Regions from separate parts of the Homo sapiens genome. Here region 2 is linked to region 1. A link is a contact called in ENCODE Hi-C or POLR2A ChIA-PET data. All regions are on one chromosome and are shown on one strand. The core of a region is the stretch at or near the end of the contact, and the rest is flanking DNA. Distances in the headings are between cores, read along the strand shown.

The links. A loop is a pair of places that touch in the nucleus more often than their neighbours do. ChIA-PET counts read pairs that join two places held with the same protein, here RNA polymerase II (POLR2A). Pooled maps may share reads with other maps.
Region 2: a loop to region 1 is called in a pooled map, with 2.0 times the contacts of the local background. The contact joins the enhancer-like site here to the promoter of LINC01775 in region 1. A Hi-C loop is called at or near these places in 3 of 168 maps with a recorded cell type or tissue (GM12878, heart right ventricle and thyroid gland) and 4 of 50 pooled maps. POLR2A ChIA-PET finds 5 or more read pairs at or near these places in 4 of 52 experiments (AG04450, T-cell, WTC11 and 1 more).

The regions. Positions count from the first base shown.
Region 1 is chr19:2,460,809-2,463,661 of GRCh38, forward strand. It overlaps LINC01775 (long intergenic non-protein coding RNA 1775), which reads right to left and starts at 1,377. Exons shown (of 2, transcript NR_134931.1): 1 at 1,173-1,377. RefSeq lists a silencer at 1,564-1,633.
Region 2 is chr19:2,768,746-2,771,598 of GRCh38, forward strand. SGTA (small glutamine rich tetratricopeptide repeat co-chaperone alpha) reads right to left here. Exons shown (of 12, transcript NM_003021.4): 2 at 224-346. The coding sequence starts at 323. Among named protein-coding and RNA genes, the nearest start is that of SGTA, 13 kb to the right of the region's middle. RefSeq lists an enhancer at 20-520. Within about 2 kb of position 1,471, at least 12 of the 41 ENCODE cell types and tissues checked have a DNase peak (open chromatin) inside an H3K27ac peak, as active enhancers do; they include heart right ventricle, where a contact is called at or near this core.

The DNA.
Region 1 (2,853 bases), core at 127-2,626:
AAAAAAATTTTTTTAATTAGTTGGTCGTGGTGGCGTGCATCTGTATCCCCAGCTACTTGGGAGGCCGAGTCAAGGAGATGGCTTAAGCCCAGGAGGTGGAGGCTGCAGTGAGCTATGATTGCACCATTTCACTCCAGCCTGGATGACAGCGCAAGACTCTCTCTCTCTTTTTTTTTTTTTTTGGCAGGGGGGACAGGGTCTCACCCTGTCACCCAGATTGCAGTGCAGTGGCTTGATCTCGGCTTACTACAACCTCCACCTCCCAGGGTCAAGTGATTCTCCTGCCTCAGCCTCCCGAGTAGCTGGGATTACAGGCGTGCGCCACTACGGCCCAGCTAATTTTTGCTAGAGACGGGGTTTCACCATGTTGGCCAGGCTGGTCTTGAACTCCTGACCTCAAATGATCCGCCCACCTCGGCCCTGCAAAGTGCTGGGATTACAGGCGTGAGACACCGTGCCCAGCTGCAAGACTCTTTCTCAAAACAAACAACAAATAAACCAGCCAGGCAAGAGGGAGCTAAGCAGTGACTGCGTATTTAGAGGACTGATACTGTTTTCCTTCCTCATAAAGGGAGGAATATAAAATATAAAGACAGATGGTAAAGCACAATGGGAAATAAATAATACTACAGGAGGCGGGGCCAGAGGGGAGAAGGATGATTGAGGTTTGGGTGGGAAATGGGGTCACTTTTTTTTTTTTTTGAGACAGAGTCTTGCTCTGTAGCCCAGGCTGAAGTGCACGATCTCAGCTCTCTGCAACCTCCGCCTCCTGGGTTCTTGTGATTCTCCTGCCTGAGCCTCCTGAGTAGCTGGGACTACAGGCATGTGCCACAACGCCCGGCTAATTTTTGTGTTTTTAGTAGAGACGGGGTTTCACCATGTTGGACCAGGCTGGTCTCGAACTCCTGATCTCAGGTGATCTGCCAGCCTCGGCCTCCCAAAGTGCTGGGATTACTGGTATGAGCCACCACGCCCGGCCGGGTCACTTTTCCTATTCTCCACCCTCAGACTGATCTGAAACCGCCCCCCCGCTCCGCATCAACTTCTCACTGACCACCGGCCTTGGCCACTGGCTGACCAGATCCCCCAACTAGCCCCTTACTGGAGGCCCTGCGGGGTCCCGCCCCCAACCCCATCGCGCTGCCCCTCTGGGCACTTCCATCCCCACATACCCCCATACCCAGCCTTTGCCCGTGCTGTTCCATCCGCCAGGAGCGCCGTTTCCTGCCTGACTGCGCGGCCCTGGGCCTCAGTCTTGCGCTCTGCAAACCGGGGTCTCGAATCTACCCCAGCCCTCCTGTCTCGGCGCTGGGGAGGGGCTTCGGGTGCCCAGAGCCATCCCCGCGGGACCCCCAGGGACTGGACTCCAAGTCCCAGAAAGCCCCGCGCTTCCCGTGGGTGGGGCCCGGGGCTTTCCCCCTCCCAGCGCGCAGTTTGGGAGGCGCTGGGCAATTTTCAAATTTTGGCGCCGAACGGGAGGGGCGGTGACAGCTGAGACCGTGGTCCCCCCGGGGGCACCCACGCCCAGGCTGCTGCTGGCAGCTGCGCCCAGAGCCCGAGGTCTGGGGCATCCCGCAAAGCTGCCCCGTCCATTCCGAGGGGCCTCCCAAGGCACCACACGCGCCAGGGGGCTCCGGGCCCATTTCCATTATGGAAAACTGAGGCACAGGAAGGTTAGGGACCGGTCGGGGAATCCGCACCAGGGGCGTAGCGGAGGCGGGATTCGAACGCGGGACCCTCTTTCCCCCGGGAGCTAGAAATTAGTGACCAATTGGCTGGGCGCGGTGGCTCACGCCTGTAATCCCAACTTTGGGAGTCCGAGGCGGGCGGATCACCTGAGGTCAGGAGTGCGAGACCAGAATGACCACCATGGCGAAACCCCGTCTCCACTTAAAAAAAAAAAAAAAAAAATTAGCCGGGCGTGGTGGCAGGCGCCTGTGACCCCAGCTACTCGGAAGGCTGAGGCAGGAGAATCGCTTGAACCCAGGAGGCGGAGGTTGCAGTGAGCCAAGATCGCGCCATTGCACTCCAGCCCGGGCTACAAAAGCGAACCTTCGTCTGAAAAAAAAAAAAAGAAAAGAAAAGAAAAGAAAGTTAGTGACCAACTGCTGTCTGCTTTTGGGGAGAGGGTACGGGGCCGCGGGAGAGAAATCCCGGACCCTGGGACTATGCAGCCCGTGAGGGCCCCAGTCCCGACCCGTCCATTCCACTGACCTCCACCCGGCACCGCCACTCCCACCCGGGGAGTGGATTTTGGCGCCAGATTTTAAAAATCTCAGCCTAACGGCTGTGGCTGGCTCCCAGCCCGGAATGCGAGCCTGGAGCCCGGATTCCGGAACCTGGATCTGGAGGAGCCCGGATTCCAGAGCCTGGTTCTGAGGGAGCTCGGATTCCGGAGCCTGGATCTCGGGGAGCCCGGATTCCGGAACCTGGATCTGAGGGAGCTCGGATTCCGGAGCCTGGATCTCCAGGAGCCCGGATTCCGGAACCTGGATCTCAGGGAGCCCGGATTCGGAGCTTGGGTCTGAGGGAGCTCGGATTCTGAAGCCTGGATCTCGGGGAGCCTGAATTCTGGAGCCTGGATTCTGGGCTGTGGGTCTTGGGAAGCCGAATTCTGGAACATAGATTCCAGAACTTGAAGGCCAAACCTGGTATCTAAGATCAGAATTCAGGACCCTGGAGTTGGAACCTTGTGACCCCAACAGAAATCCGGGAGGCAAGCAGAGCTCTGGGGCCGTGGCTGGCAGCTGCCTGTTAAATGAGTGAATGGAACAGTGAAATCAACACATATTTGCGTGGCTTCTACTTTGTGGCAGGCACTGGGGGGACAGAGGGGAAGCGAGTACACATTAT
Region 2 (2,853 bases), core at 221-2,720, 310 kb after region 1:
CAGTGGTGGCGCCACGCAGTGGCAGGCGGGAGGGCTCAGCTCGGCCCTGGCTCCCACGGCCGGGGGCTGTGTGGCCCTGGGCAGACCCCTGCCCTCTCTGGGCTTAGCTTCCACCCCCAAAAAGCCAGGCGGGGGACCAGGCATCTACACACCAGGTGTCTACACGAGGCGACTGTGCTGGCCGCTGCCCGGGGAGAGGGGGAAGTGGCAGGCACCCACCTACCTTCCAAGCTCTCCTGAGCATCGGACGAGAGGCCCCCGTGCCGGAGCTGGTCATGCAGGAACTGGATGATGGCGTAGGCCAGGCGCTTCTTGTTGTCCATCTTGAGCCCAGAAGAGGTGATACCTGGGGGTGCAGGAAAAACCCCCATCAGGCCCCCTCACACTCCCCACTCCAGGCACCCCAGGCCTGCCCCTAACTAGCTGGGCCTCACTTTAAGGGTGCTGGCTGATCTCAGCTCCAGGACAGCCCAGGTAGAAAGGCCTTAATACGCCCATTTCACAGATGATGACCTGAGGCCCAGAGCTCACCAATCCGGCTATGCACACAGCCAGAAAGTGTGAGGCCAGCAGGCAAGCAGGGCCTGCCCTAGAGAACCCGCGTGCTCCCAGGGCCTCCTGAGCACTCCCAGGGTGGTACTGAGGCGCCACGGAGGTCCCCTCCGCCCCTGCTTCTGGCATGAGGTGGGTGGGGGCCAGGGATGCTGCCCAGCACCCTGCAGTGCCCAGGACAGCTCCACTCCAGAGAACGATCCAGCCCCAATGTCCACAGTGCTGAGAGGGAGAGACCTTGTCCTCAGCCAGAGCCACTGCCCCTTTCCTCAATTTACCTCTTTTGTGGCATGTCAGCAAGCATTTCTTAGGTACCCAACGGGGCCAGGTGTGCCTGCCCTGGTATCACTGTTTCACAGGACTTGCAGAGGACTCCCCCCAGGGACTTCTTGGGGACCCGTCTTGTTCCCCCTGGGAGGCCTACCTACCTCATTCCACCTCAGACCCCCCTCTAGTTCCCCCTCGGACACCCTCCTGTGCCCCCCTCGGACACCCGCCTGGTTCCCCCACCTGACACCCTCCTGGTTCCCCCAGCGGACACCCTCCTGGTTCCCCCAGCGGACACCAGCCTGGTTCCCCCACCGGACACCCTCCTGGTTCCCCCAGCGGACACCAGCCTGGTTCCCCCACCGGACACCCGCCTGGTTCCCCCCTCGGACACCCGCCTAGTTCCCCCCTCGGACACCCGCCTGGTTCCCCCCTCGGACACCCGCCTGTGCCCCCCTCGGACACCCGCCTGTGCCCCCCTCGGACACCCGCCTGGTTCCCCCCCGGATACCCTCCTGGATGCCCCCTCGGACACCCTCCTGGTTCCCTCTCAGAAACCCTCCTGGTTCCCCCTCGGACATCCGCCTGGTCCCCCCTCGGATACCCTGTCTTGTTCCTCATTCCCAGGACTTGACAGCTGCTTCTGCTCATGTCTGTGGTCCCTGCAGTTTCCTGCCAAAGCTCTAAAGGGTGCCAGATGGTGACATCAGGAGAGGCTGTTCTGGAATCTGGAGCTGTAGTCTATGGACAGGTCTTTTTTTAGTACAAGACCTTTCACACAGGTTTCCTGGGTGCCTGGGCCAACTTGGAGGGGCCTCGGCCACAGTGACCTTCACGGCTCTGAGCAGGAAGCCCCGACGTGAGCTTCCCCCGGGGCAGGCTGGCCGGCTGCCTTGAGGCGCCAGCTCAGGAAGGCTTGGCCTCACTGTGCCTCCATTTCCCCCGAAGGCTGGCGATGGTGACTCTAAACATTCAGATGTAACAAGCTGCGTGGAGAAGCAGCCGCCCCCGCCCCCGCCGCTGGAGCAGCCAAGTTCTGGGCTAGTCACGTCCACCTGGGACCTGAGCACGGGACCTTGTCTGTGTCTTTGCAGATGGAAACAAGTGGAGATGAGGTCGCTGTGGTGGCCCTAATGCAGGGATTGAACATGGCCGCACGGAGACGGCCGCGTGAAGACGGAGGCAGAGGCTGAGGCCATGTGGCCACACGAAGAGAGGTGAGGCTCGCTGGCCCCCAGCAGCTGGAAGAGGCAGGACGGAGCCTCCCTTGGGGCCTTCAGAGGGAACGTGGCCCAGCCTGCACCTTCATCTCAGACTTCTGGCCTCCAGAACTGCGAGGGAAATCAATCTTGGTTGTTTTAAGCCAGCCGGGTTGTGAGGGAGAGGCCAGGCGGTTCCCGGATCGTGGCCTGCAAAGCCTGTGAGCTCGGACGGGTTGTTCGGCCTGAGCCTCCGCCTCCATGTCTGTAAAATGGGGAGCTCCATTGTGGCTGCTGTCAGGGGTCGGGGAAAAAATAACCCGGAAGCTGTCAGCCCAGCGCTTGGCGCCCTGCGATATCTGTTGTTAATATCACGATTCTGCCAGGCGTGGTGGCTCACGCCTGTAATCCCAGCACTTTGGGAGGCCGAGGCAGGCAGATCACGAGGTCAGGAGACAGAGACCATCCTGGCCAAACACGGTGAAACCCCATCTCTACTAAAAATACAAAAATTAGCTGGCATGGTGGCACGTGCCTGTAATCCCAGCTACTCGGGAGGCTGAGGCAGGAGAATCACTTGAACCAGGGAGTTGGAGGTTGCAGTGAGCTGAGATCACACCACTGCACTCCAGCCTGGCAACAGAGTGAGACTCCATGTCAAAAAAAAAAAATCATGATTCCTCGTGGTGAGTCTCGTGGCATAGACCTCGGTTGGCTGTTTTTGGCAGTGTGACCTAGGGGAAGCGACTTAACTCTGCTGAGCCTCAGTTTCCTCTTCTGTCCCCCATGGATGGCGACAGCACCTCCCCATCGGGGGGGGGGGGAGGGGTACGAG